Linked DNA regions of Mus musculus: region 2 is linked to region 1. A link is a loop called in an ENCODE intact Hi-C map of the cell type or tissue named here. Cell type or tissue: left cerebral cortex. All regions are shown on one strand.

Evidence for each region. Peaks named below come from ENCODE experiments on the same cell type or tissue, not always from the same donor. Only the 100,000 strongest peaks of a DNase experiment are listed, where the experiment ranks them.
Region 2: a loop joins it to region 1, with 9 times the contacts of the local background. A loop is called at or near these places in 21 of 42 quality-filtered maps.

Annotation. Positions count from the first base shown.
Region 1 is chr9:121,373,498-121,375,997 of GRCm38, forward strand. All of the region lies in intron 1 of Trak1 (trafficking protein, kinesin binding 1), which reads left to right. Among named protein-coding and RNA genes, the nearest start is that of Trak1, 7.8 kb to the left of the region's middle. In left cerebral cortex, a CTCF peak has its summit at 1,276 (motif pointing left); a DNase peak (open chromatin) is centred at 1,180; H3K27ac peaks cover 1,178 bases.
Region 2 is chr9:121,246,844-121,249,343 of GRCm38, forward strand. It overlaps Ulk4 (unc-51-like kinase 4), which reads right to left. Exons shown (of 37, transcript NM_177589.3): 16 at 2,082-2,128. Among named protein-coding and RNA genes, the nearest start is that of Gm34735, 22 kb to the right of the region's middle. In left cerebral cortex, a CTCF peak has its summit at 1,291 (motif pointing right); a DNase peak (open chromatin) is centred at 1,301.

The DNA of each region.
Region 1 (2,500 bases):
CGGATACCTTAGGGTGAATTCGACCCCAGGACCCATTGCAAACTGAGGCTGAGCAGGCTGTCTGACCCTTGGTCTGGATGTGGAATCCTGGGAGAAACAGAGGGGAGGCTGGAGACAAGGGCATGAAGGTCCAGATTTCAGGACTGGTCATTGTGTGGCTGGCAGAGGCCATGTGTGATTCCCACTGCAGCTGAGGAGAACCAGGAACTGGGAGGTAGGGAGTGTGTGGTGGCCACTGCCTGCACGAGTGGCTGGACTTGGTAGAACACACCACCTGTACTTGTGCATAGGTAGAGGAATTGGACGGGGATGGGTAGTCATGGGGAGTCTGGGATCTGGGTCTATGAGATGGTTTGAGTCTCTAGCAAGTAAGACCTTCTTCAGTGGGCCAGTGGACCTGAGATGCCCGAGGAATGCAGATCCTAAGGGAGCCACCCAGACCCACACCCTAACTCTCACCTCCAGGCTCAGTCCCAGCTGGACGGACCCAGGTGTTTCTATAAAAGCCCAAGACAGACTAAGCTCCCAGAGGGAGGGAGGTAGGCTTTATTTCTAAGGCTCTTTGGAGTTCTGGGGAAGGAGCTCAGGGCTTTGTGCACTTAAAGTGAGCCACCTCAGTCCAGGGTCCATTCTAAGGACAAGGACAGGCCCCATGGGTAGGACCCTTCCTGCAACCCCTCCCAGGAACATGAGCCTGAAAGGCAGCTAATGCCAGGGCTGTTCCCCCTTGTGTGCATCTGTTCTGGTTTGAATCTCACGGCTCAGCGCGACTTTAACAGCTGTTAGCTTATAAACTGAGGACACAGGCCCTCCAAGGGATGGCTGAGGAGGTTTTTATTGTGGATATGAGGGAGAGTAGAGCTGTAGGCATCTGGAAGAGTCTAGAACAGGGGAGAAAGTAGTGAACATGGCCAGCAGATTGGACTTGGGCATGGGAGTGGGTGTGGGGCTGGAGGGAGGAAGAGAGGATCAAGAAGACAGAAGGCCAAAGAGGAAGAGAAACAGGAGAACCAAGAGCGCAATGGCCTAATGACAAGCTGTGGAAGGAGGGCACGGGGCAGAGTGAGATCTGAGAGGAGCCTGACAGCAGGCAGTTTTTTTTTTTTTTGCTCTTCGGTGTTCGTGCACGTAGAAGAACAAGAGCATGCATGCCATGTAGCAGTCTTGGAAGTTTCTGGGCTCATGTCCTTCCTAGGCCTGTGATTGGCAGGAGGACCCGTGAGGCTGGGAGTGTGGTGTTGTACCACCACCTAGTGGACATATAGAGCACTACAGCAGCTGCCCTATTCCCCCACACCCTGTGTTTCCATCTCCCAGAGGGGTCTGTTATTGTAGCTGTGTAGATTGTGGGAAACCTTCTTTATTCACCTCTTCTTGGCTTTGCTCCCTGGCCATTCTGAGCACTGGAGACTATCCTGGAAATTGGCCTTGTAGTGGAGGGTGTGACCAGAGTCAAGTTAATCTCATGTTCCTTGCCTGCGTTCCCTGGGACAGACCTTATCTATTGGTGCTGCACTCTGTTTGCGGTGCTGGGGATTGAGCCCAGGGCTTCCAGCATGTTAGGCTGCACTGCCAACTGAGCTATGTCCTGTCCCTGCCCTGCCCAAGCTTTCTGACATGCTTGGAGCCATGCCACGGGTATCAGGTCTGAATGATTCTGCACAGAACGTACGTGATTTGCAAATGGTAAACTTGACCTTAAGCCCCACATTATCCCTGTGAAGCCCAAGAAGAGGCTGGGGTCAGCAAAGTGACTCACAAATGCTTGTCCTAATTTGTTCTGGGCTAGGGAAACATCAGTTCACATCTAGTCACTTAACAGCTATAAGGAAAAGATGAAGTTTGTCTGTTTTGGACAACAGCTTCACCTGATACCACTAATTTTTCTCTGAATTAAAGAACTTGAGGGCCGGGAGATGCCTGAGCAAGGATGAAGACCTGGAATCACATTTAAAAAAAAAATCCAGGGGTGTTATTCTCTGCCTGTAATCCTAGCACTTAGGACAGAGACAAGCAGACCTCCAGGGATTGCTGGCAGCCAGCTGAGCCTAACCTGTGGGAGCCAAGAAAAGGGGAGAGACTCTCTCAGAAAACAAGGGGAACAAACGAGAAAGACACCCAAGGTGGGACCTCTAGCCTCCATAGCCGTGTGCACACATGTGCACGCGTATGCACACACACAGCCCCTATAGCCATGTGCACACATGTACATGCGCATGCGTGCACACACACACACACACACACACACACACACTCACATACATGTGCACACACACACACACACACACACACACACACACACACGCTCAGAAAGAGGCTTTGCCGAAAGAGCTGGTAAGACCCTGATTCCTTAGGGCCCCAGGCTCCTCCTCTCCTTTGGTTTTACCATTTTCACTATGGCCACCACCTTTAATGTTACCGCATTCCTAGGAAGGTCCAAAAGCTCAGGCCATCCCTGACCAGCTAGTCTGTACCGATGGACCGTCACTTCTGTGGTGGT
Region 2 (2,500 bases), 130 kb before region 1:
CTGTCCTACTAAGACACATAAGATCATGCGATGCCTTACTAAATTTGGTTTCCTATACGTAGAGCAAACTTGGAAAATGGAGACAGGAAAACGTTAAGACCTAAAAGCAGCATTTGAAAGAAAACAACAAGTATCGGAGAGCGGTGGGCAGGGTGGTGTACACCTCTAACTCCAACACTCAGGAAGGCATAAGGCCAGGAGGTCCAAGCCAGCCTGGGCTATACAGTAAGACACTACCTCAGTAAAATGTTTTTAACTGATTAAAAACAAAAACTCTTTTTTTTGCAAATTTAATTCAATTTAAATAGTAAAGGGGTTTTAAACAGTGCTAGAAAAAACCCAAGTGGCCTGAGTGCTGTGGTCAGTCTTGGCGCTAACCACTGCCTGGCACTCTGTGCCCTGGCACACGCCCCAGCCGAGTGAAGAGGGCAGACCAGAACAGCACCATGACCACAGGCATGTTGCTGTCTTCATGCATCTACTTCCACCACAAAAGCCAGAGTGGCCCCAACTTTAAGAACAGGCTTCAAGAACGAGGAAGAACAAGCTTGCTAAGGAGAGCCGGTCTTTCCCAGTTCCCTGACTTAAAAGATGCTGACGCTGTCCAGAACTCTTCCCTGAAGAGACACAGCTTGGTGAAGAGTTACTACCGCAAGGTGACTACGAGAAGGGTGCAGACCACCTGACAAGCGCAATCGCCGTGTGCACACAGTCTCAGCAGCCGCTGCAGGCATGGACCAGCGTTCCAGACGCTTCTGACCAAACTTCCACCCATGAGTCAGAAACTTGCAAGTGCTCAGAACCTGGCTGAAGATGGTGTAGCATGAGCCAGCAACATGACAGATAACTCTCAGTTTAAAATGATTTAACAGCTAGCTTCGAAGCTGATTGGCTGGGGAATACGGGCAAATACCCTTGTTACACTGTCCTACACTGAAGTCTACAAAGTTCACGTGTTTGGTGCAGATCCCTTGTTCTCCAGTGAAAAGTATTTTGGTTGAGATTTTCATTCATTATCCAAATATCATGGATTTCATTTGTTCTTAGGACATGCAATTCAAGTAAATACATTAGAGTGTTACTTGTGTAAAAACTCCCAGTGATCAATTTTAAAAGATTGAAAAGGAGTATAAAAGACAGTTAAATAATACACATTTTAGAGGCTAGCACATTTTACTGTAAGTCATAAAATTAGATAGATAATTGTGTTTGTGAAAACTGAGCATTAAAATCCTGCAGACAAAAAAAAAAAATAGAAAGGAATAGAAGCACTTTCAAGTCAGCAGGGGGCGCTGCAGACCAGGAAATGACATCTGACAAACAGCAGCCCAGTTCTGTCTGCTGCAAGAACAGCACTGAGATACAAGAAAAACTTCCTTCCAAAGCCTTTCGAAAACTCCACGGATGCCCTCGTATTTCACCATGAGGAGAAACTGCTGTCACACCTCTGTCAACCTCAGCATTCCATCCTGAGTCTCCAAGATGACACAGATAATCCCTCCCCCACCTCCCCTCCCCCCTCCCCCCCACCATGGTGCACCAGACCTCTCTTCTGGCCCCACAGTCTGCCAAGGATCTACTGAGTAGGTGAGGACACAGCCCCATTCTACAGATGCGAGCACTGAGGCTCAGTGAACGTGATTTCCCTGCGGGTGAGGTAGGGCTGACCTGGGATCCCAACTCTACACTTCTGCATCCCACATAGACTCCTCCCAGAAAACAGTTCCATCATGTGATCAAGCCCCAGCAAGAGGAGCCTAGAGCCTGCAGCTCCCATACATGAGCACCGTGCATGATTGTCCCATCAGTTTCCATAATACCGTGGGGAAACTCCTGCCACCGGAGGAAGACAGAGGTGTCGGAGGCAGGCACAAGATGAAAAACCCAAAGGTGGGCCGATCTCACAATAGACACCCAGAGAAGGGACAGCCTTCCACATTGGGACAACAGGCAGTGGCTGCGAGTGTCTCATGGTTACCGCAGGCTCACTTCGGATGACTTAGGACTGTGCTTATGATGAGGTATCTGGCAATAACTACAAAATCACAAAGAATGTGCTTTAAAATACGAAGGTTACTTACATATCCCAGTTAGGAGCTATCCGCAGGTGCTGGATTAGCAACTGGAACTAGAATTTAAAAAAGAAAAACATCAAAATGTAAGTTTTATTCAGAACAACATCCAAAGCAATCGGTGAATTAGCAGGGAAACTTACACAGCTGGGGTAAGTGAGACTCCCTCCAGGGAGGTGACCACTGACAGACATGGAACCTCAGCCAGTGTGCCAGCAAAATAAACATAAATAAGAAGTAAGAACTGGGGGCTGGAGAGATGGCTCAGGGGTTAAGAGCACTGACTGCTCTTCCAAAGGTCCTGAGTTCAGTTCCCAGCAACCACATGGTGGCTCACAACCATCTGTAATGGGATCCAATGCCCTCTTCTGATGTGTCTGAGGAGAACTACATTGTACTCATATGCATAAAATAAAAAAATAAATAGA